7 separate regions of the Homo sapiens genome follow, and regions 1, 2, 4, 5, 6 and 7 are each linked to region 3. A link is a loop called in an ENCODE intact Hi-C map of the cell type or tissue named here. Cell type or tissue: endothelial cell of umbilical vein. All regions are shown on one strand. Links, peaks and the distances in the headings refer to the core of each region. The heading gives the core; the rest is flanking DNA. Region 1 holds the start of LOC124902208 (a long non-coding RNA gene). Region 2 overlaps LINC02937 (long intergenic non-protein coding RNA 2937). Region 3 has its middle 40 kb from the start of LINC02957. Region 4 overlaps ROR2 (receptor tyrosine kinase like orphan receptor 2). Region 5 holds the start of AUH (AU RNA binding methylglutaconyl-CoA hydratase). Region 6 overlaps AUH (AU RNA binding methylglutaconyl-CoA hydratase). Region 7 has its middle 82 kb from the start of LINC02957.

Evidence for each region. Hi-C counts contacts between places; a loop is a spot of excess contacts. Peaks named below come from ENCODE experiments on the same cell type or tissue, not always from the same donor. Only the 100,000 strongest peaks of a DNase experiment are listed, where the experiment ranks them.
Region 1: a loop joins it to region 3, with 11 times the contacts of the local background. A loop is called at or near these places in 24 of 110 quality-filtered maps.
Region 2: it touches region 3 in a loop (5-fold over the local background); 3 of 110 quality-filtered maps call a loop at or near these places.
Region 4: it touches region 3 in a loop (9-fold over the local background); 12 of 110 quality-filtered maps call a loop at or near these places.
Region 5: a loop joins it to region 3, with 6 times the contacts of the local background. A loop is called at or near these places in 7 of 110 quality-filtered maps.
Region 6: it touches region 3 in a loop (4-fold over the local background); 3 of 110 quality-filtered maps call a loop at or near these places.
Region 7: a loop joins it to region 3, with 6 times the contacts of the local background. A loop is called at or near these places in 28 of 110 quality-filtered maps.

The regions. Positions count from the first base shown.
Region 1 is chr9:91,191,326-91,195,674 of GRCh38, forward strand. It overlaps LOC124902208 (a long non-coding RNA gene), which reads left to right and starts at 1,697. Exons shown (of 2, transcript XR_007061660.1): 1 at 1,697-1,791; 2 at 2,053-4,349. RefSeq lists enhancers at 506-675, 1,642-1,936, 2,355-2,614, 2,518-3,385, 4,342-4,349. In endothelial cell of umbilical vein, for the core only: a CTCF peak has its summit at 1,908 (motif pointing right); DNase peaks (open chromatin) are centred at 1,796, 2,516 and 2,956; H3K4me3 peaks cover 554 bases; H3K27ac peaks cover 2,193 bases.
Region 2 is chr9:91,130,019-91,134,367 of GRCh38, forward strand. The region is part of intron 1 of LINC02937 (long intergenic non-protein coding RNA 2937); the gene reads right to left. The region is part of intron 2 of LINC00484 (long intergenic non-protein coding RNA 484); the gene reads left to right. Among named protein-coding and RNA genes, the nearest start is that of LINC00484, 13 kb to the left of the region's middle. In endothelial cell of umbilical vein, for the core only: no CTCF peak of the experiment used is centred there; a DNase peak (open chromatin) is centred at 1,703; H3K27ac peaks cover 304 bases.
Region 3 is chr9:91,034,856-91,039,204 of GRCh38, forward strand. No RefSeq gene overlaps it. Among named protein-coding and RNA genes, the nearest start is that of LINC02957, 40 kb to the left of the region's middle. RefSeq lists enhancers at 552-811, 922-971, 982-1,031. In endothelial cell of umbilical vein, for the core only: a CTCF peak has its summit at 2,480 (motif pointing right); DNase peaks (open chromatin) are centred at 2,536 and 3,236; H3K27ac peaks cover 1,054 bases.
Region 4 is chr9:91,725,478-91,729,826 of GRCh38, forward strand. It overlaps ROR2 (receptor tyrosine kinase like orphan receptor 2), which reads right to left. Exons shown (of 9, transcript NM_004560.4): 8 at 1,064-1,266. Among named protein-coding and RNA genes, the nearest start is that of MIR3910-2, 91 kb to the left of the region's middle. In endothelial cell of umbilical vein, for the core only: a CTCF peak has its summit at 1,971; a DNase peak (open chromatin) is centred at 1,974.
Region 5 is chr9:91,360,112-91,364,460 of GRCh38, forward strand. AUH (AU RNA binding methylglutaconyl-CoA hydratase) reads right to left here and starts at 1,807. Exons shown (of 10, transcript NM_001698.3): 1 at 1,517-1,807. The coding sequence starts at 1,778. RefSeq lists a silencer at 1,538-1,977. In endothelial cell of umbilical vein, for the core only: no CTCF peak of the experiment used is centred there; DNase peaks (open chromatin) are centred at 1,160 and 1,880; H3K4me3 peaks cover 1,393 bases; H3K27ac peaks cover 950 bases.
Region 6 is chr9:91,300,477-91,304,825 of GRCh38, forward strand. The region is part of intron 4 of AUH (AU RNA binding methylglutaconyl-CoA hydratase); the gene reads right to left. Among named protein-coding and RNA genes, the nearest start is that of AUH, 59 kb to the right of the region's middle. In endothelial cell of umbilical vein, for the core only: no CTCF peak of the experiment used is centred there; a DNase peak (open chromatin) is centred at 2,545; H3K27ac peaks cover 950 bases.
Region 7 is chr9:90,913,017-90,917,365 of GRCh38, forward strand. No RefSeq gene overlaps it. Among named protein-coding and RNA genes, the nearest start is that of LINC02957, 82 kb to the right of the region's middle. RefSeq lists a silencer at 1,994-2,143. In endothelial cell of umbilical vein, for the core only: a CTCF peak has its summit at 2,065 (motif pointing right); a DNase peak (open chromatin) is centred at 2,065.

The sequences.
Region 1 (4,349 bases), core at 155-4,154, 160 kb after region 3:
CGTGCACATCTGTGCTTCCTGGGAGCATAGGAAGTAGGAACCAGGATTTGTTTCCATTCTTTTGAGACAGCATTCCCATGGAGGTTAAAATACAGTAAATGCTGAATGGAGAAAGTTTCTAATCCCCAGAATCGCAAATCCTATTGGTGGGCAAATTGTTTTAAAAGAGCTGTTTGGAGTTGAGGCGCACCTGCAAAATTAAACACACCAGGGTGAGAAAGGCTTTCTGGGGGCGGATCTGCAGGACTTGATTTTGCTGAGTTTAATGCCACTCATTTCACTTTCTGTTGGCCAGAGCCCGTTTCCCCTGCTTGAAGGCACAGAACCTTGCTGGGAGCCAGGCAAGCTCTCTGGACGGGATGGGCAGCCCCAGGGCCAGCCATCCCAAGTCTAGGGCTTGCTGGGGCCTAGACTTTTGACCTCCAAAGGGTACGGAGTCTGGGGACCACTCTGCACACCATCCTCCATCCAGAGAGAGGGGCCATTTCCATCCTCATTCGGTTTCCCATATTCAGGGGAACTCCTCTCCAAGAAGAAACAAGGGCTCAGTTCCATTTCTGACTTCTCTCTAGGTCAGCACGTGCGGTCACTTCACAGAAAAATGGTGTGGATGTGCCAGACTGGGGACAAAGGCCCTCTGTTGTCCCCATTACCTGTGGTTTCCTGCCACAAAGGCTACACCAAGTACCTTATAAAGAAGGGCTGAGCGCTTCATGGATTTACTCAAAACCCAGCGCTCTGGGCTACTATGACCCCAGCCACCAACAGGTGTTGAGACTCCCCTGAGGCCCCGCCAAAACTGGCTGGGGTTTCCTCTCCACCTCAGTGCCACCCCTGTCTCCAAGCCCATACTCCCAGGCATCTCTCAATCACTACCTCTACAAGACCCCAGGGTCTGGGTAATGGGGGCTGGCAGAGCCTGGACTCATTCCTGCAATGACGTCGGATACCAGCGGCACCCATTCCCTCTCCAAAGCTCATGTCCACAAGGGCAAACGATAGCATCCCCCTCCACCCCGGCAGTAAGCAGCAGCGAGTCTCACCAATTTGAGAGTCTCTAGAACAACAGATGGTAATTTGTTGACACAAAGATTTAAGGGGACTCAATTACAGTCCCACTGAAAAAGCTCTCTCTAAAATAAGAAAGTATACAGATTCCTCAGCTCGCAGAAATTGCTGACAGCTTTGTTTTCAACCCTCCAGGAGTAAAAAGAAGCTGACAACTTATTTTTGCAGGTTATGCTCATTCAAGTCTATTTTTAGATCTTGTTCCTAAATAAGTACACCAGAATAGCATTCAGTTTGAAAATCACCATCTGTTCAGAGCAATGAGCTTGGCCTCGCTGGGCTGGGTATACCTGGCCCATGGCAAGGTGGCAGTCCCCTTGTGGACTGAACCGAGGGGGCAGTTTCAGGTCTCCAAGTGGTGTTTGAAGAATGCACTAAAAACAGTCACAGGCAGTTGGCATTTTAAATGCCCATTAAACAACTATTAATATATTTTATTTATAAGCTGAGAACCACACAAAAAATGCCCTTGGCTTTTTAAAAAGAAGTTCAAATAATCCCTTGTATTTAAATAGATTTCTTATAAAAAGGCGATCCAGCCTAAGTTTGGTAGTTAAGATAAAAATTAACCTATGGAAAAGAAAGCCAGCTCAGAACGCTATAAAAAGGCCCCTTCCCCCCCCCCCTTTCTTCCGGTGTATGGTGGCCCTCCCCTCCCTCTGCAGCCACTTGGTAGTGACTCACGCTTTTCTTTGGAAATGCAGTTGCTGCGTGAAACACAACGTGAGAATGGGAATCTGACATATGAGTAACCCGGCCGAGAGGCACCTCTTGGAAATGACACTGGGCCTTGGCTAGAATTACGCACAGGCCCTGGGAGGGCTGCGGCTCGTAGGCCCGTAGGGGGCAGGGTGAGGGCGGAGGTCCTGGCGCCCCCAGGCCTGACCCGCCCGCACCGCTGGGCTATTTTTAGCGTCCACTAAACTTAGCCGACTCCACCCTCTTGAATAACCCACATCTTAAAATGCTATTTTTCTCCAACAGGTCAAAAGAATTCTGCGAGTTAGAGCGCAGATTAAGTTGCTAGCGACGGGCATTGAAGGTTTTAGAACCGAGAAAATGAGCCGGTGGCGGGGAGCGCGTCCTCAGCGGCCAGGCCCGGCACGGGGCTCGGGCACTCGGGGACACACGGTGGTCGTCGCTGTGTCTCAGCAGGACCCTGTGCGCTGGAGAGCTTGGGGCCGCGAGTCGCGCAGCAAGGAGGCTTCTGGCTTCTCTATTTTTAGCCTCTGAACGTTTTCCAAAATAATTACCAAAAGGAAATACACACGCACACATGGACCTAACACACAAAACGTCCTTCTGCGGGAAGCCAGCACTAGGAAAGAAAAAAAAAAAAATCCGAAGTGAAATTATGACACAGGGTTTTGTAACCCGCGGTGGCGCGCTTCTGAAACCCGAGCCCGGCAGCGGCTTCTTATCTGCACCGCGTTCCAGGAAGCAGCCGGCGTTTCGGCCGCGCAAGGGCAGCCGCCGCACGTAGGCAGCGTCCCCCAGCCCGGGACCCGCAGGAATGCGAGGGGCAAGACAGATCGCCGGAGGAGCAGGGGTCAGAAGTCAGTGTTTAACCACTCACTGGCTTTCGGTGAAGCCAGAATGTTAGCAGCGAGTCGCGGTCGGGGGCCTTGGGGTTGCACACGCTTGCTCCAAGCACCGAGGCTCAGCTGAGCACATGCACAACCCTCTCGATGCAGCGGAAAGTCGTGTGGCTTAGGGCCGCACCCCGAATTTCGCCGCACCCGCCGCTGTGCCATTTACAACCCCCCACCCCGCCACTGCTGTCACGTAGCAATCAAGAGTAAAGGTTATCACAAAGTCTGTTCTTCGAAGGAAAGAGTTGGAATCAAGGACTTCGGACGGGAGGAAGTTGGTAAGTTACCGCTTCCTCCCTCCTGTTTTCCTCTCCTTGTTTAACTTCTCACAAGAACATGTGGCAGCGCTGCAGGTTAACTCATCTTACATAACTTCGGGGCCGTGTCAACTGTTCAGAAGAAAGAAAAACAAGTATTCTCTTCTGTAGAAGTTGTATTTAGAAACAGGCTCTGTTGTTTAGGACAAGTTCACTTGTGTTGCCTGATCACTTGCAGCAGAAAATCTTAGAACTGCTCCTCAAGCAACAAAAAGTAGGGGCTCCCATTTCCATCTTTCTTTCTTTTCTTTTTCTTTCTCTCTCTCTCCTTCCCTCCCTCCCTCCTTCCTCTCTCTCTCTTTCTTTCTTTCTGATGGAGGCTTGCTCTGTCGCCCAGCTGCAGTGCAGTAGCACGATCTCAGCTCACTGCAACCTCCGCCTCCCGGGTTCAAGCGATTCCCCTGCCTTAGCCTCCCGAGTAGCTGGGACTACAGGTGCGCACCACCACGCCCAGCTAATTTTTTGTATGTTAGTAGAGATGGGGTTTCACTATGTTGGCCAGGATGGTCTCGATCTCCTAACTGCGTGATCCGCCTGCCTCGGCCTCCCAAAGTGCTGGGATTACAGGTGTGAGCCACTGTGCCCAGCCGGGCTCCCATTTTTCTGAATATGAACTTCAAAATAGTTTGAGGAGCCCAACATGAGAGTAACTGGACAATTGTCTTCCTCTGAGAAAACAAAATGACAAACAACCAACATGAATCAAATGATGACTTGGTATTTCATTAAACACAACTCTTACAGCACCAGGAAGACAGTAGCCCATTTTGTGCCAAGCGTATTTACTCAGTTGGTGGCAATAGGGGTTTGGAGAATCTTGCATTGTGGTTTGCTGGGGTCCACAAGCCACACATCGGGTGTCTGGCCATCCTGCATGTCCAAAGGTGAACAAAGAAATGCACTAATAACCTAGAGACACAGGGACAAGAACAAGCCCAGTAATACCCATGTAGCCGTCTGCTAGAATTGAAAGCCAGGTATGGTGGGCTTCTACCCCACCCCAATCACGACGTCCTAATGAGGGCTACCAACTACCAATTACCACACCTCCCCCCTGGCCTAGGGCCCTCATCCTCCCCAAACATCTCTGAGCAGAGTGGCAATTAAGAGCACCCTGCTCTGTGGCTGGGAGCCTGGGAGCTGCCAGGGGCCATATCCTCCTACCACAGGGGAAGCTGGATAGCAGAGGAGATGGGGAGATGGGAGAAGAAAGACTGAGTTCCCAGAGTCCTGAGACAGCAGTCCAGTGGCTCCCTGGCTGGGCACAGGGAGTCCCTTTTCCTGACTCGTTCAGTTCAAGCTGGGTCTGTTACTTGCCTCCAGAAGAGTTTTGATACAGGTGTTGGCACCTTCTCAATGCCCTGTCTCCATG
Region 2 (4,349 bases), core at 163-4,162, 95 kb after region 3:
GCACCAGAGGAGAGGCACTCACCAGCCTGACCCCAGAATTTACCCTGTGAACTAGGCCCCAGGACCATAGCACAGCACGGGGCTATGAGCAGGATCAAGCTCGCTCTTCACTTTTTCTATGTTCCTGGTTGTTTTCTGCTCAGGAAGTGCCTTCTAAACCAATTTGTTCCTTTCAGGGCTTTCCTAAGCCCTTCAGCATCGAGTCCAGTTACACATTTATTTTCCTGTAACCTCAGATCTCTTAGGTTAATGGGATATAATCATATATGTCAAAATACCCCCTATTATGATAGAGTTTTTCACAATTTTAAAGCTATTCTTTTGATTTTGAAAGCAAGTTCTGTATTTTCATCACAATGAGATGTGTCCCTATAAAACCTTGCATAAATGCCATTTACATATTCTCTCTCTTATACACACACTCATACACACACAGAGAGACAATTGAAGATAGTCCATAAGTCCCTTACTTAAACTGGTCATAAGATGTCTTTGTCACATAGAATAAAATAAATATCTTGAGTCCATACGAGTAGAATAAATAACAGAATAAAATGGGTAAGTAAATGGGGGAGGAGAGAGAGGTCATATGGAAGAATTCTACTAACAAATGCAGAAAGAATAAGGAAAATACAAAATCATCATTTGGTGAACACCACAGTAATGGTGGTTGCAGGCAAAGTCTGCCAAATGTTTGTGGATAAAAGGGATATTTGCCTAGTGCCAAAGTATCTCCCCACAAAATGTCTATTAATCAGAGTGAAAAATATAGATGTCTATTCATACAAAGGGAAAAATTAATAGAAAAGGAAAACTAGTTCTTATTTATGTTTACTTTATAATTTCTTATTGTATTTCTTATGTCTTACATTTTTTATTGATATTTACTACTTGTGCACTAAGCAATGAAGCAGACACTACCTTAACCCAATGATCAAGGCTAACAAAACCAACAATGACACATATTACATCACGTGCCCCTGCTGCACTGCACTGACAAAGGCACTTCTGAGGTCTTCTTGCCTAAAACTCATACTCTCCATCAAATCATAAGAAAACATCAGACAAACCCAAATTGAAAGACGTTCTTCAAAATAACTGACCAGTGCCCTTCAAAAGTGTCAAGATCAAGAGAAACAAGGAAAGACTGAGAAGCTATCCCAGATTGGAGTATATTAAGGAGCAAGAGCTCAGTGCACTGTGGGATCTGGATTGGATCCTGGGACAGCTAAATGATGTTACAGGAACATGGGAAAACCTAAATGAAGTCTGTAGTTAATAGCATTACACCAGTGTTGGCCCCTGATTTTTTATAGATGAAGGTTATATAGTCACTCTGATTTTTTTTTTTTTGCAACCTTTCTGTAAGTCTAAAAGTATATCAAAATTAAAAGTTACTACAGAAAAAGACATCTGGGTCAGGCAAGCTCAGGTATGCTCCCTTGTCACCAGGATAGAGCCTGAATCTTCCTTCTCCCCATTCCCCCGGTCAACCCCCAGGCTCCTGTCCAGTGCCAGCCAGAGTTGGGGAGCTTTAAACCACTTCAGTACCGCTCTTGGAAGGACACAGACTTTTTATTTATTTGGAGGGCTTTGCAGAGAAGCTGTTACTGGATTTTATGAAATGACGAAAGTAGTACGTGCTCATTGTAATAAGTCAAAGAAAGAACATGTATAAAGGAAACAGCAATAAATGACTCATCCTGCCACAGTTCATCCCCACCCCATTGACAGCATTGGCATGCAGCCTCCTGCACGCTCACCGTGCACATACGGACCACAGAGGCCTGTGGTTCTCTCTCCTACACGCACAGAGAAATGGACTCAGATCACAAATATTATCATATTCTGAAACTTGCTTTTTCATTTAACAATTCATCATGGGTATTTCTTGGATACAGAGATATAGAATTCTACCTAACGTTTAGAGAGCTGCATTCTATTCCGATATTCTATAGTATGATTGTATTCTGGTTTAGTCGACCAATCTTTTTTTGATGAATATTTGTATCATTTCCACTTTTTGCCATTATAAGCAATAAATATATCTTTATCTATTGGCATTTTTGTTCCTGAAGAACAGTCTCTAAAAGGAAGGATTGTTATGATGAAACATTCTTATTTTAATAAATACTCTTGTATTACTTTCCATAACTATTTTAACAATCGCATTCCCACTAGCAATGCATGGAGAGCCTTTTTCTTCCCTCAAACTCTCACAAGCCTTCATTCATTCGGCAAGGATTTTTTGCAGGGCCGACTGTGTCTCACTCAATTAAAATGTTGCTTTAACATATATTAAATTCCCAGCCGGGTAAGGTAACTCATGCTTGTAATCCCAGCACTTTGGGAAGCTGAGGCAGGTGGATCACTTGAGGCCAGGAGTTCAAGACCAGCCTGGCCAACATGGCGAAACCCCATCTCTACTGAAAATACAAAAATTAGGCAGGCGTGGTGGTGTGCACCTGTAATTCCAGCTACTCAGGAAGCTGAGGCACGAGAATCACTTGAACCCAAGAGGCGGAGGTTGCAGTGTGCCAGGATTATACCACTGCACTCCAGCTTAGGTGATAGAGCAAAACTGTGTAGAAGGAAGGGAAGGGAAAGGAAGGGGAAGGGAGGGGAGGGGAGGGGGGGAGGGGAGGGAAAGGGAGAAGGAAGGAAAGGGAGCGAAGGGAGAAGGAAGGGAAAGAAAGAGAAAGAAAAAGAAAGAAAAAGAAAGAAAAAGGAAGGAAGGAAGGATGCAAGGAAGGAACGAAGAAAGGAAGGAAGGAAAGAAAGGAAGAAAGAAAAGAAAAAGGAAAGAAAGAAAAAAGGAAGAAAGAGAAAGAAAAGAAAATATATTAAAATCCCATATATATTTGGACCTATTTCTGGTCTATGGGCCTCTTTCATTTTTTTCCTACCCATTCTACTCTGATTACAGTAGCTTTAGAGTATAATAAGTTTTACTATTAAGTAGAGCAGGCTGCCCAATACCATGTTTCTTTTCTAAAGTTTTCTTGGCAATTCTTACTCATTTATTTTTCTTTAGGAAATTTAAAATAATTTCCGCTCAACTCAAATACATTTTATTGGCATTATATTTCATATTGCATCACATGTGTAAAATAAAGATATACAATTTATTAATGTTTTCAGTATGTTAAATATCTTCAAAATGTATAAGCACAAACTTCAGTTTTGTATAATATATATATATTTTTTCAACTATTCACATTTTTAAGATTTAAATATTCCCCTCCAGAAGTATGGAATTGCTCTCTATTTACTCAAGAATTGATCTACATCCTACACAGAGATTTATACCTTTCTCTGAGTATGTCTTGAACTTTTTGGTAAAATTTATTTTCTAGGGATTTTAGGTTTGGGGAGATGTTTTAATCTCACTCCCATGAGAAAACTAGCTGCTACTAAAAAAGAGAAGATACTGTTGATTTTGTTTCCAGCTACCTCTTAAAATATTCTAATTCTATTATTTATTTTGGCAAAAGCCCTGAGGTTTTCTAAATATGTAATCACATCATCTGCAAATAGAAAATCAAATTTTCTGTTATTTCTGATGTTTAGTTCACTACACATAAGGCTCCATAAAGGCGAAAATTTTTGTTTGGTTTTTCAATATTGTATCCTAAGCTTGGCACATAGTGATATGGATTGGCTGTGTCCCCACCCAAATCTCATCTTGCATTGTAGCTCCCATAATTCCCATATAATGTGGGAGGGACCTGGTGGGAGATGATTGAATCATGGGGGCAGTTTTCCCTCATACTGTTCTCCTGGTAGTGAATAAGTCTCACAAGATCTGATGGTCTTATAAGGGGTTTCCTTTTTTCACTTGGCTCTCATTCCCTCTTGCCTGCCACCAGGTAAGGCGTGTCTTTTGCCTTCCGCCATGATTCTGAGGCCTCCCCAGCCACGTGGAACTGAGAGTCCATTAAACCTCTTTTTCTTTATAAATTACTCAGTCTCTGTTATGTCGTTATCAGCAGCATGAAGACAGACTAATACACATAGTAAACTTTCAGTAAGTATCTATAATAATAAGTATTATTCATAAAGGAGGAAGGAAGGAAGGAAGAGGGGGAAGGAGGATTTTGTTGCCAAATGTAATACTTGCTATTGGTTGTTTTTTTTTTTTTTTTTGGGACGGAGTCTCGCTCTGTCACCCAGGCTGGAGTGCAGTGGCGCAATCTCGGCTCACTGCAAGCTCCGCCTCCCAGGTTCACGCCATTCTCCTGCCTCAGCCTCTCCGAGTAGCTGGGACTACAGGCACCCGCCACCACACCCGGCTAATTTTTGTATTTTTAGTAGAGACTGGGTTTCACCGTGGTCTCGATCTCCTGACC
Region 3 (4,349 bases), core at 90-4,089:
CCAGGTGGTCAAGTGACTCAGGGAGCCTCCCACATTCTCAGTTTCCTCCTCTGCAAAAAGCAGCCTCTGACACTTTCTTTTTTATTATTATAAATTTTTTTTTGAGATGGAGTCTCACTCTGTCACCCAGACTGGAGTGCAGCGGCGTGATCTCAGCTCACTGCAACCTCCGCCTCCCAGGTTCAAGCAACGCTCGTGCCTCAGCCTCTCAAGTAGCTGGGTCTATGGGTGCACACTACCACACCTGGCTAATGTTTGTATTTTTAGTAGAGATGGGGTTTCGCCGTGTTGGCCACACTAGTCTTGAACTCCTGACCTCAGGTTATCTGCCTGCCTGGGGCTCCCAAAGTGCTAGGATTACAGGCATGAGCCACCGCACCCAGCCAGCCGCTGACACTTTCTTGCTGGGTGCTGTGAAAATAACAGCCCAGCACGTGGGAAACCCGGGCCTCTGTGACAGTTAACAGCCCTGTGCTGTCTTCCTGAGGGGCAGAAGCTCAAGGACAGGTGCCTCTCAGGCCCTCAAGCCTCCCATCTCCCAGGGCTGTCTTCTTCTGTCTTCAAATTGGCAACCCAAATATGGCATGCCGCTCACTAAACAAAACTCCTCCGGGCATCCTCCCACAAGGACAGTCATATGTCCCAGACTTTTGCAGAACATCTGGAAGCCACAGGACAGCACCCTGCATGTCCCAGCCACCCTAAGAGTTGGCCAGCAGGCACCTGTCCCTAAAAGCCCTCCGCCGCTGCCTGGCCACAGAAACATTCTGGGCCACCTCTTCAGCTCATGGGCCCCTCTTGCCTTTCTCATGCCTGACACAGGATGTTCCACAAGTGGAAGAAGTTAGCTTCTCGTCTCACAATTTTACTTTTGAAACCATCTTTCCTCAACCAAAATAGCGCCTGGGGTTGTTTTGCAAAACAAAACAGTTTTCGGCCTCTGCTGACTGTAAAAAATAACTTCCTCCTGCCTGCTGTATAATCTACTCCTAAACCCACCCCAACATCACAAACGCACAAGAAAAACCTGAAAGGTTTGGCCATCAAATACACACAAGGGCTCTCTGGCATGTAGAACCGTAGCTGCCCCGAAGCCACTTCCAGCTGGACCCGAGGGAGGCACGGCCATAGTCCAGCAGGTGTGGCCCCCAGGCCTGGAGGACGGAGTCTGTCCCACATGGCCAACAGCAGATGGGCCCAGGTCCCCCTGCCCATCACAAGAGACGAGGCATAAAACCGTAATGCTAATGTATTTGTTTACGGTGAGGTACAGGCTCCAAAATGACAGGTTCTACCTGTTTTCTGTCCTGAGCAAAGACAGGTGTGGACGGGAGAGAAAGAATACATATTCTATTTTTCTTTTTACTCAGAAACTAATTCCTCAGGATAGTCTCCTGATACTGTTGCCCCCACTATCCTCACTATCCCCTGAAACCCCTGTTTCAGAGCAGGGCTGCCTTCTGCCCTCCCCTCCTGGGGGCTGGGCGCGAGTTGTTAGAGCAATGCAGGAGGTGGGCAGTTCAGGGCAGCTTTGGATGCCTCAGGTCCCACAGGAGCAAATAAACCCTGGACTTCTTGATGCCGTCACAGCCTGGCAGCACCTGCTTGTCCAGCAGACCAGCCACCGCTCCCCGATTCACCATGCCTCAGCCACGTGGGCCAACATTCCCTTCCACTGAAGGCACCTGTGAGACTACAGGGACCACCAGCCACAATATCAAGCCCTCCTCCTCCTGCCCCATCACCCCTAGCCACCCAGGCTCAGGAAGATGCCCTTCAGAGCACCATGCTCAGCCGCCCGCTCATGAGAGTGCAGGCCAGCCCCCTCGCCCATCTCACTCACACCATTTCCAGAAATGCCAGCACGGCCTTCTGAATAAGAGTGAGGCAAAATTCAAACCACGTTTAAATTGTTTGAGGATCACATCCACCACCAGTTAGCATGGGTGAAGAGTCCGTGGAGAGGGTACTGCAGGGCTTCCGTGGAAGCAACTGTATTTTTACACAGCCGTAGTGCTCGGCTCACCAGGTTCGGCTCACAGCCCCCGATACCTGGCTGTGTCCAGCAGAGGGGAAGTCTCCTGGGAAGAGGCCTTTGAGAGGTTTATACACATGTGCGATGTGGGCCAGCGGGCGGCCCCGGGAGCCAGCAAAGGTCAGACATTTGTCCTTCCAGACACAGCTCCCGCGAGGTAGAACACGGCACCAAGATGCAGCGTGGACCCCACGACCACCATTGGGGTACCCAGGCGCCCAGAGAACACATGCCACGCGGCAGCGTTTGTACCACGGAGGGCAATGCAAACAGCTGACACCTGGCAGCGCTCCAGAACTGCCGCTGGGGCGTTTTGCTTCTGAAAAAACCACCCTCCTGTATCCTCTGTTCACACAATTCCCTCCGCCCCAGGGCTCCCCTCCCGCTGCAACGGCTGCATCCTGCACACCCCTTTGCACTCCTCTCTCATACCAGGACACTGGGGGGCAGTCATCCGACACACCACACAACTCCGTCCTCTGCTCCAGCTTCCGCTCAGCGGAGAATGGCTCCCTTATCTGATGGTTCCAGGATGCTCTGTGGCAACACTGAGTGTAAAGCAAACAAGGCCATCGGGTGCTGCAGCCTGCACACCAGCGTGGTCCTGGGCCACACACCGGGCAGCCGGAGAGAATCTCTGCAGCTCCCAGGCGGCAGGGTGCACAAATCACAGCCTTTCCTTGACCCCGCGAGCTGAGAGAGCAAAGTCACAGACAGACTGTTTTAAGTGGATTCAGGGAAACACCCCCCACTGCTGTCCCCCCTCCCGCCCCAACGCACACATACATGCACACACAGCTTTGTTTCCTTGTCATTCCTCTCATTCCCTCAATAACCCCTGATAGGCTTCTAGGAATACTTCCTCTCTCAGCAAAGGAAAAGTGTATGGTTCTGTGTTACAAGATGATTGGGCTTTAAGCAAATGAAATTGAAGGCCTACAGCACTGGGGTAAACCTCCTCCAGGCAGCAGCAGGCATTGAAACAGTGCTCATTAGAGCTTAGGATTCTTCCTCCTTCTCACTACAGCATTTTAATTAACTGGAAACAATACCTCAAGGCAGTATTGCAATACCTTTGGACTGAAACATTAATAAACAGAGAAAATTTGCTTACAAAATGGCAAGTTAGAGGAAATGGAGGCCGACTAATAAATAAATGAGCCAAAGTTCAAAGGCTGCAGGATGACTCACACGTGCCGTGCCTGCCTCGCAGCCAGGACTTTCAAAAACAAAGGGGTGGTGGACGGATTCCACAAGAACGGCTGTTAAAGTCCACGAGGCTGACCCAGGCTGGGACTTCCTGGAAACTCCAAGGAGAGGAACTGCCCACAGAGCCAGGGACTCAGGACTGGCACAAGAAATGGCACAGCGCCTGTGCTGCACGTTTGCAAGTGACCTGCTCTTCTGACCGCAGAAGCGCCACTGAAGGTGGTCGGCTCGAGTCACCAGGCAACCTGGTATGATTCTCAGTGCACGGTCCGCCTTCAGAAGGCAAAGCTGGTTGTGTGGAAGAGAAACCAGAGTCCTGCTGAGGCTGGACAGAGTTTCTTCATCAAGATCATGAACTATTTTCAGATTCGTGTCCAAATGAAAGACAGAAAGGATGTGTGAATGTTTTCATGTGCACGTGTATGGTGGATGCATATGTGGTATGTGCAAGTATGTGCATACACATGCATGTGTGGTGTGTGACTGTGTTCATGTGTGCTAGTGCGTATGAGTGTGCATGTGTGGTGTGTGTGCATGGTGTGTGAGTGGGTGTGAGTATGCTTGTGTGCCTGTGAGTGAGTGCATGCGCAGTGTTTGTGTGCATGGTGTGTGAGTGGCTGTGTATGTACGTGTGAGCCTGTGAGTGGTGGGTGTGTGTGCATGGGTGGTGTGTTTGGGGTATGTGCACACACACACATGTCTTTGTGCACATACACTTAGGACAACAGACCCGCACCCAGGGGCTCCTGAGGGTTAGGGTCACAAAAAGTCATCTTTAACTGAAGAAAGTATCATTTGAAGTGGATTTATTTATGAGGGGAATGTCGAAAGCACATAAGGAAAGGATGTGTGTACGTGCACATAAGGATGCACACAGAGACAGACACGCATTGCTGGAGCAAGGCTTGTGAAGCCCTGTCTCTGCCTGGGAAGTTCAGACTGGTTTCATGTTTTGTTGAAAAACAGATGCTGCAAGTCCAATCCTCATGCACAGTGTGAGCAGACGGACCGGTGGAGGAGAGGGGCTGCCTCTGCTGCTGAAGCCGGATGGCCTCACTTGTCGGAGAGGCTTTCTGCCTCCTTTGCTTCCAACCTTTGTCTGCCA
Region 4 (4,349 bases), core at 151-4,150, 690 kb after region 3:
TACCCTGCCAGGTTCCCTCCAACCCCCATGTGTGCCGACACATCACGTGAGATGTGATGTCTTTTTCTCATGGACCCCACAGAGGCTTTCCCACGACATTTTTGTCTTGGCAATTTTGTCACTTATAAGAGTCCAAGCCAGTTGTTCTACAGAGGTTCCCTCAATGGGCCTGTCCATGGGCCTCTTGACTAGGGTCTCTGTTAAACATGTTCCTGGAAAGAGTACCCCACAGGTGATAGGAGCCCTGAGAACCCTGCATCTCTCTCGGCCTCTATGACACCAGCTCCTCCCGTGTGGCCAGCCCTCATCCTCCCCAGAGGTTCCTGGGCCTCCGTGCAAGCCCCGGGGCTCTGTGCCCTCCTCGCTGGCCAGCCCCTGCCCATAGCAAACTCTCACCGACTCTGGGACTGAAGAGCCAAGTGCATCAGCTCCCTCCTGGCCACCTTGAAGAGCCCCTGCAAAGCTGGCTGAGAATGATGTTACCTACGGCTTGCAATGAGTGTAAATGCCCTTTTACAACACAACCTGGAGAGGCTGCAGCACATGTTCTCATCTGTTGTATTTCAGTGCCCCACCCCCATCTAAGGCTGCTCTGGGATGAGGGGTGGCCTTTTAGTGGTAGCCTGTCCACCTACTCCCATTTAAGAGCTATTCTCCTATCCTTCCCTGTAAACAAAACAAAGCAAAACCAACCCAACCCAAAAGTGTCAAGAAAAATTATGGGGAGCATTGGAGCCCTGTTGTTCTTGTGTGTCTTCTGGGCAGAGCTGAGGCACCTGGACAGTGAGGACACTCGCTGGGGCCCACAGGGGCAGCATGGTCCAGGCAGAAGGAGGCCCATGGACTCTGGGGCAGTGAATTCCCAACACGCCTGCCATTTATTTTCTAAAGCACACATGTCCTGATCTAGTTTACAGAAAAAAAAAATGGCAAAATGAAGCGGAGTTTAAAATAATTATGTGCTATGTATCAAGTAAATTAAGACATTTAATGTTGGGGGAAACAACCCCTGAGGATTAAACCTGGAAGAGCCACCCGGGTAGAAAATGTAAGGCATGGAGACCTGTTTGTGCTGGTTAATGAGGGGCATTTCCATGTCTTGGCTGGGCGAGGCCATCAGCTGTCGCCGCTGCGGTGTGGACGCAGATGCCTTCTGCTTATTCCGGCACATGCAAACCAAGAAGAAAAGGCAAGCGATGACCAGTGGAATTGCGATGCTGGGGACCAAGATGTACAGAATCCCCATCTTGCTGCTGTCTCGGGGACCTGTGAACAATAAGGCTTTCGTGATTTTTCAGAAAACATCCCTTTTCTACTCTAAGTTCTCTACCAACCCACTCTCCACCTCCAGCCAAAATCTTCACGTGCACGTGTGTCATCACCTAAGTTACACAATGGGGTAAAAGGGCACACCACACCTTAAAAAACATGATGCACCAAAAAATGCACACCCGGCTGCATCCTGGGGAAACAAAACCCAAAACTGCCCAACCTGGAAACAAGCGGGAATATGCAGTATAAAAAGTAAATGAATTCTAATGATCTTAATAACGACCACATCCGCTTTCTGTTCCTGATGTTTGAATACCATCGGAGATAGGTGCTCTGCCCAATTTCACTTTTATCAAGGTCTCCCCAGCTACTGACAAGTTCATGAAATTCACTGGAGACCCTTGTCCAAGGTGAGTGAAACTTGGTACTGGGATTAGACACGATCCTTTTCCTCATTCAACATTTTAATGTTTTCTTCACATTTTTATCTAATGATGACAGATTCTTTTAGGGTAATAATTAAACATGCACTAGATTTAAAAGAGCACCAGTAGTCCATGCTCTTGACCCAATACAATATGCAACAGGGGCACAAGAATTCTTGGAAAGCACTGGGTACCAAGATTCAAGGCCACCAGCTACCTTCCCTGCATTTTTTTTTTTTTTAAATCACAGGGAAAAGTAACTCTTTGTCTCCCTCTACAGGATTTACAGAAAGGTACAGGGGGCACACCAGGCAGGCTGAGGTGACCTCAGATTCTGAGCAGGACTCCAGGCAGGGCTGGCTCCTCCCAGGCTGCGTGGCCCCAAGCACCCCACACGTCAAAGCAATTGAATGTAAGACAAAGTGGTGCCGTTTCAGGACGCTGACCCTAAGCCTGGTGGAAGGTGAGTTCTCTAGAGAGCCACTTTCCCACATCCCCAGAAAACCACGGTGTTCTGTTTTCTCCTTAACCTTGCAAATAACTATATCAGACTTAGAGGGCCCCATGGCCAGGGGGCAAAGCGCTTCTCATCTGGAAGCAAACAAGTGATTTCTGGTCAGTGTGAGGCCTAAAAGAGCTAACTCGGTTCTAAAAGTGAACATGCTACTGCCACCTTAGGAAAAAAGCACCTTGTCCCAAAACCCAGCCTTGCCCCACCCCTGCTCCCCCAAATAAGAAGAAATCAAGTAAAACCACAAACAAAACTTTCTTCTGGCCCCACCTAGCAGCTTCCCCTCTGAAAGGGTTCTGAGGCAGGTGTTCCAGAAATCTTCGGGGCACTGGGGATGCCGATTCATTCTTTTTTACTAGGGTTTGGTTCATTTTTCATTATTAAGGTTAGCAGGAGAGTCCAGGCCACTCTCACGCCAAGACCAGAGGTGTGAGCTCACACTGACACCATCACCTGCTTTTATTATCTACTTAACATTACCAACATGACTCATGCTTACTGGGAAAAACTGTAGTATTACAGAAATGTGGCCTTTCAAAAGATAGTATTTCTAACAGTCCTCTTTCCCAAAGGCTATAAATGGTTAAGTTTCGTGTTCTCCTAACTTTATGTATATTTTAGGTTGAACCACATGGAACAACCGATATTCAACTATTCTGACATATAGACACAGTAGTTTTATATGGTTTTCTTAATTCGAATGTTGAATGAACTTTATTTTATTTATTTTTGAGACAGAGTGTTTGTTTATTTATTTATTTTTGAGATGGAGTCTCGCTCTATCTCCTAGGCTGGAGGGCAGTGGTGGGATCTCAGTTCACTGCAACCTCTGCCCCCTGGGTTCAAGTGATTCTCCTGCCTTAGCCTCCCGACTAGCTGGGATTACAGGCGCCCGCCACCATGCCTGGCTAATTTTTATATGTTTAGTAGAGACAGGGTTTTGCACTGTTGGCCAGCCTGGTCTTGAACTCCTGACCTCAGGTGATCCGCCTGCCTTGGCCTCCCAAAGTGCTGGGATTACAGGCGTGAGCCACCACACCCGGCCTAAATGAACTTGATTTTAAATAGAATCGTGTCATCCATATTTTCCTGCTCCTGTTTTTTTGGCAGAATAAAATCTCTTGGACAGCAGCTCATGTTGGAGCAGATAGATATGTGTGTTCTCCCACAGCTGCATGCCACTCCACAGCACAGGCGTCTCCAACTGCCCCATCCAGCCCTACTGATAAACAGTCTGTTTTATGTTTAGCTCTCACAAGTGATTCTGCAATAAATATCCTTCCATTTATGCCCTGTAAGTACAAACCTGCGATACAAGATTCTAAGAATTGACTGGTCCAAAATCATACATTTTTTTCATGCTTTGATTTATTTTTAATTACAAAAGTAATTCCTACTCACTGTAAAAAAAAAAAAAAAAGTCTTGTATTTGAACACTTTTGTAGGTCTGGGGAAATCACTGCTAAAAGTTTGATATCCATCTTTCCAAAACCTCGTAAAAGTCAGGAGCCTGTGTGTGCTCACACACAAACTCCCACTCATTTTCCTTTTGCCAGAAACAAAACAATAAGCAAAAAAGCACCTCTAACACAGTTCTGTCCTACAACCTGCTTTTGTTCCTTACAGGGCACAGGGCCATCCTTCATTGCAGGACAGCTTTAAGGTCTGGAGTGCTCCAGAGTGCCTAGACCGCAATTTGAATGACTGATAATTTCATTCTTAAAATTTGTTCTCCCATAATGAACACATTCTTGAAGATTTGTGTCTGATCTGCTGAGCCAGAGGCAATGCCAAATCTGGAGCTGCTGAATCACACATCAGGAAGGTCATTAGTGCCAGTGTTTATTTCCTGCACTTCGGAGTAGAGACACGCGGGCCTGCACCCCAGGAGGAGATCTCCAGGTGCATGGTGAGCCCAGCCTCGCTTCACCGGCTGCTCTCTCTTTATCCGCGGGTGCCCACTCATTCACCAATTGCTGCTTCCAGCTCCCAGCCCAGCCTTGGTTACCCTGCTGCCTGGACTGGTGAACCGGGCATGACTAAGACAGAGGTGAGAACTGTCGAAGCTGTCAACCATCAGCCACGTGAGCTTCCATATTCATGACATTACAGACACACTTGCAAGGAATGAGGACAAGCAA
Region 5 (4,349 bases), core at 118-4,117, 330 kb after region 3:
AGTCTGTCCAGACATTCTGCACAAATATTCCTTTAATTGCATTCAAGTCATAACGACCAAAAAAATAGAATATGGTGCATATTAGTAGCTGTACTTGCAATCCCTTTATATCTAACATATTGTTGGTACACTTAACGGAAGTGAAGTCCCGGCATGACTAAGCTTACCCAAAAGATGATGGCATTCAGGCTCTAATCACTCCAGTGCTAGTCTATGCTTCCAGCTGAATTTCTTACTATTCTGCTTATGCCACACTTGCCTTATGTTACGTCCCAAATACACCACACATGTTCACATCTCCATGCCTTTGACCATGTTCTTGTCTCTGTCTGGAATAATAAGTAAGGAATAAAGTCATTCATCACACTCCTGAAGCACTGCTACGTGCTAGTGGCAATTTACATTAACAATCTCATCTCATCTTCATAACAAACCTATAAAGTTGGTATTGTTTTTCCTGTTTTACACGTGAGATAAGTCTGCCCAAGAACCCTCACAAATGGCAAAATCCACTGCCTATTAAAGAATGCCTTGGAACCCCTTTCAAATGGCGAAACCCTGCAGGTATTACAGCCCTTTCCTCTTACCATGCCTTGAAAGTTCACACAGCCTACTAATAACCAGGATCTGCTTCACTACACTAAAACCAATCACGACTTACACGCTTTTCACTTCTGCTTAACAGATTATAGGTGCTCAACAAATGCATGTCAAAATTAAAACACTGGTCCTCTGGCTTAACCCGGAGGTTAAGGGTGGAAACTGCTATTCCACCCTTCACGACCCTTTTAGCTTTTCCCTGCACTGCCAGTGAAAGGAACTGAGCTGTAACAGTATTCCCTAGGATTGTCAGCCTCCTTCAAAGCCTTCAAAGCTCTGTATTGTATTGCTAATGATGTCTCCTCCCGTAGAAGGTAGCTCAAGGGCAAGATCCATACCATCCACATTCTTATCGCCAGAGCTGAGGAAAATAAAAAGTGCTCAAAATTGTTTAAATGAAGTGGAACAGTCCCTCAAGACTAACTTTCTAAGAGAAAATGAACAAGAGGAAAAATTGTTCCAGCTGAGCAGCTTCAAATTTAAGATTCTCCGTAATAATAAAAGGCAGTTTCACCGCAGCTTTTACAACTCCACCACTAATAGCTGAGTTTACAGAAAGCCATTACACAGCAACAATAAAGCCTGGTAGCAAGGATTAAATCCCCAGGGTATATATTGACCTTGGCTTGTCTGGAGCGGAGGGCGTAAGCTGCACTTCTGTTTGCCGCGCTGAATGCGGTCACTTTACAGGTAAGCTGCTCGGGGGTACACGTTTAGGTTATTAAAAGCAAGAAATAGGTGCACAAGGAAGCGGCCACGCTGGGTGAGTAGGGAGGTGAGAAAGGGGAGGGACCCAGGTTCGGTGCGCCTGCCTGACCTCGACCCCGCGTCCTGCCGGCGGACGCTGCACCTTATGCCCGTCCTGAGAGCGAGCGGCCGCCCGCTGCCCCGCGCCTGCCCAGCGTTCGCACCTCACCTCGGTTCTCCTCCTCCAGGTGCCGCACCCGCAGCTCGTCCTCCGTCTTCATCTCAGAGCTGTAGCCCCTTTTCGGGGCGGGACCCCCGGCCGCAGGTACCCAGCCCTGGGCCCAGATCGCCGGGCCCGCTCGCCGGCCTGCCAACGAGCCGGGCAGCCTCAACCCCGGGCAGAGCCACGCACTGCAAGCGGCCACCAGGCGGGCGCCGCCAGCATGCAGGGATCCCAAGGCCCCAGGTGCCGCCGCCACCGCGGCCGCCATGTTGTCTGTTTACGGCGTGGACCTGCGACGGCCGCTCCGCCCCCGCCCGGCGCCGACCTGCCGCGCGCACGCGCACGGCGTCCGGACCCGCCGCCTCGCTCCGGCTTGGCCCCGCCCTCCGGAGCCGTGTTCCCGCCCCTCACTGCCCCGCCGAAGCCCGGTGACCCGAGGCCTTGCCCCATTCTCCAAGCGAGATTGGATGGTTTGTCCAATACAAAAGGAAAGAAAGTAGTTTTCCAAGGTTATGGAATAATTCAGGGAAGACTTTTCTATAAGAACCACCCGGAGGGAATTATCTCCCCGTACTCCCTGGACCATGCCCTGCGGTCCTGTGTTAAGTAAGCTGCAAAAGTGAACAAAAAAGTTTTGTCTCCTCAAGTTGGCTGAAAGTGTGGCAGCCCATCGTTGGTCACTGCCTTACTTATGGATCTCAGGTTGTTGGTTTAGCGTCCCTGATAAGCATAAATGATGTTTACTACGTGGCGTTCAGGAAAAGGATGAGAACAGCAAACAGGCAAAGGAGTTCTTTCTCCAGCCCACCCACTCGTACCGATGTCCCATGGCCCTTCCTGGACGGAAAGAGTCTTACAGGGGTTCAAACAAGCCATACGCTGAGATGGGATTTAGAGTATGTAGCTCTTCCAGAAACTCGGGATATCAATTTAGTGTGTAGGTACTCATCAAAGCACGTTGCAGTATAATTAATGCTACCTAGCTTTTATCAGATCTCTAATGGGAAAGCTTGCATTTAAGAATACTGGGCAGGGGGCGGTGGCTCACGCCTGTAATCCAAGCACTTTGGGAGGCCGAGGCAGGTGGATCACCTGAGGTCAGGAGTTTGAGACCAGCCGGGCCAACGTGGTGAAACCCTGTCTCTACTAAAAATACAAAATTAGCCAGGTGTGGCGGCACACGCCTGTAATCCCAGCTACTCGGGAGGCTGAGACAGGAGAATTGCTTGAACCCGGGAGGCGGAGGTTGCCCTGAGCTGAGACTGCACCATTGCACTCCAGTCCAGGCAACAAGAGTGAAACTCTGTCTCAAAAAAAAAAAAAAAAAAAAAAAAGAATACTGTTTGAAAAGTGTGCTGCTATGAGCATACGTCTAGTGCCACAGAAATTTCTTGTATTTTTTAGTCCTAAGCAAAACATCCTTCATTATGTCCTCAACTTTTATCCAATGTAGAAACAAAAAGTAGACTGAATTCCATTACTGCATCTGCTGTAAAATGATGTTGAAGGCACTTTTATTTTTATTTTTATTTTTTATTTTTTGACAGGTTCTGGCTCTGTCGGCCAGGCTGGAGTGCAGTGGTGTGATCGCCTCTCGCTGCAACCTCTGCATCTCAGGCTCAAATGATCCTCCCACCTCAGCCTCCTGAGTAGCTGGGATCACAGGCACACACCACCACACCTGGGTAATTTTTGTATTTTTAGTAGAGATGGGTGTTTCTATGTTGGCCAGGCTGGTCTTGAACACCTGACATCAAGTGATCCACCCAACTTGACCTCCCAGAATGCTGGGATTACAGGTGTGAGCCACCATGCACAGCCCACTTTTTATTCTATCTTTTGTAAAGTTCCATGCAGGAAAATTTTCCTGAAGTTTACTACAAGGAAAACTTTGCTTCCTTTGTATCTTTCCTCTTTTCTGATAATGATGTACATGTTGACTGCTGGGTGTTGTGATTTTTATTGTTATGGTTTCTTTCTAATTTGGTCTTGTGGTCACCAGAGGGAGGGTAAATCTGGAGGTGACAGGGAGTTCAGCCAGTGGAAGGGGGTCAAGGAAGGGGCACTTGTGGAGCTAAAGCCTCTGTTGGGGTCCAGCGTGTTACCCAAGCAGTTTCCCATGGAAGTTCTAATTGGTGAGTTTAGAACAAGCAGGCACAAGTTCCATGGAGTCACCCTGTCACTGTGAGGTGGTCACTGGAGCCCATCTACACAGTCCATGTGGGTTATGGAGGTCAACAGGTGAGTCAAGCAGGCTGCATTTACCTGTCCCATAGGGAGATGGTCACCAGGAAGCAGTTGCATTAAGCAGATATCTGGATGGATCACATTGAAGAACTGGGAGGAAGCAGAGAACTGGAAACTGTATCAAAGGTGATTGAGCCCTGCTTCTCATATGAGAAAGTTAAACATATTCAAAATGGATACCAAGGCAAAATAAAATTATGAGAATTACTGTACTAGAGATGGCAGCGGCTGCTCCAGACGGCCTACTGCTGCAGCAGGGAGGCATGGCCAGGGCTGCACGCTCTCTGGCGGGAGCCAGGGACAAGCGGGAGACCCACCCCTTCTGAGTTGGGGTGGGAACTCCCTGGTTGCCTCTGCAGCACAGCTGCAGACTGGGGCCTCCTGCTCCACAGAGCAGGCAGAAGCACCACCCAAGGTGTGGCTGCAGATCTGAGCCTCCCTGTGCTCTTAGGGGGCCAGGAGCAGGCAGGAGCCCTGCCCTCCCCGAGGGCAGCTGTAGCCACCCAAACCACGGCTGCAGCCCCAGGCATCCCTGCACTCTTGGGGGCCCAGGAAGGCCCTGCATGCCCTCACAGGCTCAGAAATGCCTGCT
Region 6 (4,349 bases), core at 138-4,137, 270 kb after region 3:
CCAAGTTCTGGGTCCCATCATTTCTCACCAGCAGGAAGTACCTAATTAATCTCCTTCACCTGCAATCTGCCACCCTTCTATGCATCTTCTACCTTTCCTGTAGGGTAATCTTTCTAAAATGTAAACACAGTCATGCTATTCCCCTATTTAAAACTGTTCAATGATTTATTCTACCTTCAGGATAGAAATGGTGTAAACATTTAGCATGGCACAGGAAGGCACCTGGAACTAAGTTCTGCACACCTGCCTAATCTCTTCCAAAACCTCAGATATTCTGTTCCAGCCCCAAACTACTTAAAACAGCTCCAAAAGTCTCCATTCAAGACTCAATATCTGTATACAAGGTGCAGCTCTGCCTAGAATGCCTAGCTAGCCCCTACTTGTCTGTCGAGGCTCAAATGTCCCTTCCTCTATGCTTACATGGCACTCTGTGCATAACCTTTTCTATCAGAACATTCATTACCATACAGCCCATATGAAACAAAAATTAACATCACATCAATGCTACTCAATAACGTTCTTACTAATCTGGGACAAACCTCACGGTTTTTCACTGCCTCTTCCTCCTTTATTATATTAATCCTGGTATTTTGCCTACTTTTCTTTTTTTTATTAACTTCTTTTGTTTAATAAAGAAATAAACATATGCAGTCCTATGGAGCTAAAGAAAAGAAAAATTGCCAAGAGTTCTAAGATGGAGAGAGCAGAAGCAGAGAAAGAGTGGGTGCTCCCTCCCTGCTACGTAAGTGCTGAAGTCACTCAGCAAGTAGCTGCTGGAGGCCGTGATATTATGAAATACATATTTGGTCTTCATCCCTGTTTCCAGACACACAGCTCTTAAAACCCTTGGAATCTCTGGAGTGATAAATGCATCTTTCTTATTTCTCCAATAAGTTTATACTTTTTGGAATTAATAAAAACTATTTTTAAGTCTAATAGGAATTTGAGCCAGGTACAGTGACTCATGCCTGTAATCCCAGCATTCTGGGAGGCCAAGGACGAACGATTGCCTGTGCCCAGGAATTCAAGACCAGCCTGGGAAACATGGTGAGACCTCGTCTTGATTTTTTAAGAAAGAATTTGAGAAATTATGTTTCTAAAGAGGATGAAAATTGTGTGCCCTTGAGAAGCTTAACAATTCCAGGGCTTGTTTCCTTTTGTGCAGGCCCACACCAGGGTCACTGCAAAAAGAGCCAGCCTAGGTGCCAAGAGACATACCAGAGGTGAGGACCAGGGCCTGCAGATGGAAGACAGGAGCTCCAAGAGCAAGTCTCAGGCACCATATGCCTTACAATTTGTAAGAAATACGTAACACAAAATGATGAGAAATTTGGGTTCCACATACAAAAAGAACAAGAAAAATGGGATACTAATTCTCATATTATTAAATAGGTTAAGCACTGGAACTTTAAATTATTAATTAACATAAATTAGCCTTGTAGAAAGCTGTCTATAAAATGTTTCTAACTAAAGAATTAAGTAAAACAGCTTAATTCGTATTCAATGGGTAATTAAATATTAGTCATTTTACAATATTATAAATTCTAAGGCTATACATCATCCTAATTATTCCCTAAAAGATGTCTGTCGTAGTAAATTTTATCCAGGAAAGTATGCATCATCTCAAAGCACATGCCAGTCTGATATATGTGGTTTCTTTACATCTAGTATTTCTTCTACTTGGGAGCACTTAATAATCAAAGAGGGGGCCGGGTGCAGTGTGGCTCATGCCTGTAATCCCAGCACTTTGGGAGTCCAAGGCAGGTGGATCATTTAAGGTCAGGAGTTGGCGACCAGCCTGGCCAACATGGTGAAACCCCATCTCTACTAAAAATACAAAAATTGGCTCACGCCTGTAATCCCAGCACTTTGGGAGGCTGAGGCAGACAGATCACCTGAGGCCAGGAGTTTGAGACCAGCCTGACCAACATAGAGAAACCCCATCTCTACTAAAAATACAAAATTAGCTGGGCGTGGTGGTACATGACTGTAATCCCAGCTACTCAAGAGGCTGAGGCAGGAGAATCGCTTGAACCCAGGAAGTGGAAGTTGCAGTGAGCTGAGATCGCGCCATTGCACTCCAGCCTGGGCAACAAGAGTGAAACTCCATCTCAAAAAAACAAACGAACAAACAAACAAAAAAATTAGCCAGACATGGTGGTGCGTGCCTGTAATCCCAGCTACTGGGAAGGTGAGGCAGGGGAATTGCTTGAACCCTGGAGGCAGAGGTTGCAGTGAGCTGAGATCGTGCCACTGCATTCCAGCCTGGGCAACAAAGTGAGACTCTGTCTCAAAAAAAAGGAAAAAAAATGTTAATAATCATAGCAGGAACTCAATAAAATACACCTTTAGAAAGGTAGATTATGAATTTCAAAGATCTAAAGGAATAGCAAAATGACAGTTGTATATAAGCACAAATAAATGAAACAGGAACTGCGAATCCAACGAGCAATGGCTATTCCCAACAGCAAGAGGAAGAAATTATGACTCAGTATGTTATGCAACCAATAGGATCAGATACTATTTTCAGTTTCGTACCAGGAAATGAGCCAGGTATGACAAAGAAGATAATAATCCTTTGAAATGCTCCTAAAAATATAATTAAAGCAAACAATTAAACAGTTTGCTATTTTAAGAGGGAAAAAAGCAACTGTAAGGCAGGCCCCTGGTTCACTTCAGTAGTCTGTAGGACCTGCAGCCTACGATAATTAGACTCAAGGGACTATGAAAGTGGGGAAAATTAAAGTATCTACTTTCGATTCTCAGATAAATACAACACATAATGTAGGTTATTTGATGCTTCTAGAAAAATATGAACAATTTGATTATTAAAGGAAAATGTTAGTGTCAGACGCATGATTTTTTTTTTTGAAACGGAGTCTCTTGCTCTGTCGCCCAGGCTAGAGTGCAGTGGCGCAATCTCGGCTCACTGCAAGCTCCTCCTCCCGGGTTCACACCATTCTCCTGCCTCAGTCTCCCGAGTAGCTGGGACTACTGGTGCCCGCCACTACGCCCAGCTAATTTTTTGTGTTTTTAGTAGAGACAGGGTTTCACCGTGTTAGCCAGGATGGTCTCAATCTGACCTCGTGATCCACCCGCCTCGGCCTCCCAAAGTGCTGGGATTACAGGCGTAAGCCACTGCGCCCAGCCCCACAGGATTTTTAAATTTGGTTTTGCTTGAAGAATAGTGTTCCTACAGAAAGCAGTGAAATCAAGCATTTCAAGGGAAAGGCCCTATGTAGCATTATGCTGGAAGTCTGAATACTAAAATCTTTCAAGAAGAATAGAAATAAAATCTAAGTTAACTGAAAATTACAATAAATACCTAATTATCTTTCATTTTGGCTAAAACTTTACCTTCATCCTAATGTATATTCTCCCATTCCCATCACTGAGGTTTAAAAAAAATCACAATAACAAAACAAGCCCTGAGTGAGGCCTGCAGGCTGGCTGGGCTGTTGCTCCCTGGAGGCCCACACCAGGGTCATTGCTGCAAACATAATACCACAGGTGAGAGATGGGAGTTCAAAGTGAGAAGTCTCAGGCACCACAGACCTTAAAAGGAACACATATCCAAAAGCCAAAAGTAACAGTATTTAAATATGACACTTCGATTCTAGCACTAGGTTAAAATCTAAATGAAATGGAAAAATTCTACAAGTTGTTGTGAAGAAAAACTAACAGATGAAGAGCAGCAACATTCCTTACAGAAAGGGTCATTATACCAAGAACAAATTGCTGGAAGCTAGCATTCCCTCTCACATGCTTTTTTATACAAGCCTGTCATAGTAATTTCAGGCTGTATGGATTCACACAGAAAAGAGGACTAAATTTACTTTTTTACTAGGAAAAAAAGAGAAAAACTGCCTAGAAACAGCATAAAATAAGTAATCAATCCTCGATTTAGCTAAAACCAAAGGCATGTGGGCAACATGGAATAGGGTCCAACTCCTCCCTAATACTGCGAGTGATGCAGAGTAAGACCATGAGTGGCAACAGCATGAGGACAGCCTCACTGCAGTGCTGCAGATTTTATACTCAATGATGAAGGCAGAAAGTACCTTCCTTAACTCTTAACAGCACCTTGTACCTAAAGCTTATAGGAAATATATAACACAAAATGACAAGAAATTTGGGTTCCACATACAAAAAGAACAAGAAAAATGGGATACTAATATTCTCAAATCATTAAATAGGTTAAGCACTGGTACTTTAAATTATTAATTAACAAATTAGCATTGTAGAAAGCCGTCTACAAAATGTTTCTAACTAAAGAATTAAGTAAAACAGCTTAATGAAGTAAAAAAGCCAAAAAAACAAAGTACACTGGTTTCTTGAGCTTTCATAAG
Region 7 (4,349 bases), core at 186-4,185, 120 kb before region 3:
GTAGTAGCAGCTCAGCAGAGCCACCTTAGCAATGGAGCTCAGGAGGGCATGATCTCAGAGCCAGGGGCCTGGGCCACCCGCCCTGCCACTCTCTCCTGGGTGACCCCAGCTGCCTGGTCCCTGCCTGCAGGGCGTGGGGAGCATCACCCACGTGTGTAGCCAAGACTTGCTCATCTCTGGCCTGTCGAGATGACCAGGTCACTGCAAGGCAGGTGGGAGAATTCCAGGTGCAAACATTGTACTCGAAGTGTCCTATCCCTCTGCCATTGTTTACCTCTGCCTAGTGGTGTTGGGGCTGAGAAACACTGGCCTGTGAGGATGTCTGAATTCAGAGACTCTGATTCAGCCAATCTCAGCCATGGCTAATTAGCATCAATAAATGTGTCTTATTGTGGGTCTTTCCTGACGACTTTCAAACCAGCCAGTCTGGCAGGACACCATGCCACTTCCCTCCAGAGCAGACCAAGCCCCTGTTTTCTCCCCCAGCCCCAACTTCAAGCCTGCATGGGCCCCAGGGTGCCCATCGTCAGCCAGAGAATCAGGATCTTCCGAGTCACCTGACTTTCATCTCTTAGCAGCTGTATAACATCCTAGATGTCCCCTCATAACCACTCTCCTCGGTGGCTGGGACAGGTGCCCAGAAGTCACCTGGATGGGGGTGGGGGATCTCTCTTAGAAGCCAGATTCCTCCCCCTCCATGCTCGGGAACTGCCCCACCCCATGCAGACTCCATGGGCTTTTCAGGGACAGGACCCATGAAGCTGCCCACATGGAGGCATGGAGCTGTGCTGGGACCCGGGGAGGCCAGGAGGGCAATGCTGGGCTCTGAGACTGCCCTGCTGTCTGCTGAAAAACCTGGTGGTCCCTGTGAAAACAACACCCGACGCCCAACGTGAGACCGTTCCTGGGGAATGGGCAGGTGAAAGGCACAGGTGGGTGTTTCCCAAAGTCCCTGCTCAAAAAACAGTGACAGAATGAGGGTCATATCTGCCCAGGGCCATGTCCCAACCAGCTTCCGCTCCCTGGGGGTCAGACCTGTCTGTGTAGGTTTGTCCAGACAGACTGGTAGAAAGATCAGGCCAGGTCCAGCTGGCATGTTCTGGCTCTGTCCTCTAACCCTGCAAGGCCAGGGTACCCCAAGGTGGGCAGCTATAATCCCAGAGCTGCCCCCACCACACAAGCCCCATGGACGGAGCTGCATCGCTAAGTCCCACTCCACCCATGTTGCCTGGTGCCGTGGGGAGGAGCAAAGGAGATGCTGTCCCTGAAGTCTGACCAGAGCCTGAAGCTGAGGGAAGCCCGGCGTGGCACCACGTCTCCCGCTCCAGTGCCGTCCCTCTGGCCACCAGCCCAGGTCACAGGCATCCAGCAACAACTGCAGCATGGACTCTGGGTCTGTTGGATGTGGGCATGGCTGCTGGCTCACTGCTAAGTCAGGGAAGCACCACGTGGCCCACGCTGTGGGCCCCTCCAAAGCCACTGTGTTCCAGCCCAGTGCCCAGCCCCAAGTACCGTGTTATAATGAGCGGCGACTGACGTGACCCAAGGCAGCCTCCCATCCAGAGCTCCTGGGCCCAGGATGTGAATCTCAATCCCTGATGAGTGCTTATTCCTGAAGCCCCAAGGTAAGACAAGGGACCCTGAGCTCTGGGGTTTCACCGTGTAGACCCCCCAGGGCTGGGGTTTACATAAAGAATGGCCATCCTCAGGGTAGTTCCTCAAGTAAGCAGTAGTGGCAAATACTGCCCACTGCTGCTGCACTCTCTCTCACTTCGGGGGGTTAATTTCCTTGGTTTGGGAATTAAATTGGCTTGCCAATTTTAAAAGGCAAACATTACCAGAAGGACAGAGGGAAGGAAAAAGAAGGGAAAGGACAAGAAGTGGGGGTTGGCCATGGAGCCATGTCCCTGACATGGGGTGGGAAGGCCTGGCCAGAGTGCTGCTCTCCAGGGCAGGAAGGAGGCAGCTTGCAGGGTGCCTCTCCGCACGGGGACGGCCCACTTGGGGCAGACAACTGAGAGTTGGACTGCACAGCAGCTCAGGGCTACTTCTCAAGTGCCCACTAGATGGCAGCCAACACCTGGGCATGAGCTGGTCCCAGCCATCCACCTGGCAGGAAAGGGACAGGCTACCTACCTCCTAGGTTATGCCTATTTTTATGAAAGTGGAAGAGACACCAACTGCATGCACAATTGGAATCGCGTTTCAACAGGTACAGAAATAATGTATTAAGTGATTTATATTCAAAATAAGTGACTGGCAAATGACTGCTCTATTCAGAGAACCCATATCTAATCTTTGAGATCACAGTGTTGTCCAGCAGAGGGGATTGGAATGAGTTTCTCTAACTCCACTTGCTAAAGGTCAGCTTGGTGTGGACTTGTTCTGTTAGTTTGACATTGAAATGCAGTCATTTTGGAGTCTTTGGTCTCCGAAGGTGGGATGTAGCGTGCTTTAGCTAGAAGGGAGCCTTCGCCCAGGCCTGCTAGCCTCCAGCCTGGAGTCCTTGGGCTGTTGGGAACTGAAGGACTCGTCACACTTTTCCCGGAGGCATTCCGGATGACAGGAGTGCTCAGGTTCCCCACCTGGAGCTTGCTAGTCCAGGCTTTGATTAAGGGAGATGTGAAAACAAAGTAATGAATTTATGTACTGCTGAATCAATATGGTGTGGAGGGACCCTACCTTACAGAATGTAGGGTCCAAAGAGGTGACAAAAGAATCTCAGATCTAATCCAGCCTCTGCTTTCCAGGTGAGGACAGTTAATTTTCAAAAATCTGCAATGGACTGAGAGCAGGGATCCCGTCACCACCTGCTCTGAGCTCCACTGTAGTCCCGGCCTAGCCTTCTAGCACCTTCCCAGGGGGGGCGCCATCGGCAGTCTTGAGTAGATCCCACTTCAGGGCTGGCTCACAGCTTTTCTTGATTTCCAGACGTGAAGCAAAGCCAAAGGTGAGCCACTTTCTTGACACATCCAAAAGAAATTTTGAGGAATGTCAAAAGGAGTGACTGGCGGTCCTTCCTGGGTGGTAAGAAGCTATGTATTTCTTTTTTTTCTTTTTCTTTTTTTTTTTTTTTTGAGACTGGGTCTCACTCTGTTGCCCAGGCTAGAGTGCAGTAGTGCGATCTAAGCTCACTGCAACCTCCGCCTCCTGGGTTCAAGCAATTCTCCTGCTCAGTCTCCTGAATAGCTAGGATTACAGGTGCATGCCATCACATCCAACTAATTTTTTATATTTTTGGTAGAGACGGGGTTTCATCACATTGGCCAGGCTGGTCTTGAAATCCTGACCTCGTGATCCGCCCCCGCTCGGCCTCCCAAAGTGCTGGGATTACAGAGAAGCTATGTATTCCTACGCATGTATTCTCACTGCCTTTCAGCTAACTGACAAGGCGGCCTATGGACAGCACCAAACAGAGGTAAGGGACTTACCTGGGCACATTACTGTGAAGCCAAACATGTTGCTCAATATGTCAAATAACCAGCTCCCCATAGTTCTTCTGGGAAGTTCCCATCCATGCCCAGGGAGATGACTCTGGGACATAAACTATACACTCTGAATCAGCCTCCAATCGATGGTGTTGTTTGTCCCATAGCCACGACTCACTGGTCCGGGAATCAGGCAGTGGAAATGGGAGATACACCACTCACCATCACCCCTAGTGAGCCACTGGCAACATTTTTGCTTCCTGTTCCCACAACTTTATGCCCTGCTAGCCTAAATGTCTTAGCTCCAGAGGGAAGAATGCTTCCACCAGGAGATGCAACAATGATTCCATAATTTCTACAACTTCCACAACTTCCAACTGGAAATGAAGACTGTCATCCAGCCATTGTGGGCTCTTCGTGTCTCTGAGTCAACAGGCCAAGAAGAGAATGATATTGCTGGCTGGGGTGATTGATCTTGACTATCAAAGGGAAATTGGATTGCTGCTCCACAATGGAAGTAAGGAAGAGTATGTCTAGAACATAGGAAATTCCTTAGGGCGTCTCTTAGTATTACTATGCCTTGTGATTAAGCTCAATGGAAAATTCAGGAATGAAGGTTTGGGTCACTGCACCAGGTAAAAACTCATAACCACCTGAGGGGCTTGCTGAAGGCAAAGGGAATACAGAATGCGTCGGTGGAATAAAGTGGTTATAGATACTTACTGTGGCCATGTGACCAGTTACAGAAACCAGGACTGTAACTGTTATGAGTACTTTCTCCCTGTTTTGTTAAGAATACATTTGTGTGTATGCAAAGTAAGCAAATATCTTTTTTTCTTTCCTCTCTTATTCCCTTATCCTGTAACACACAATACATTGACTTTATATGAATACTTAAGTATTGTCAATCTTACATTATAG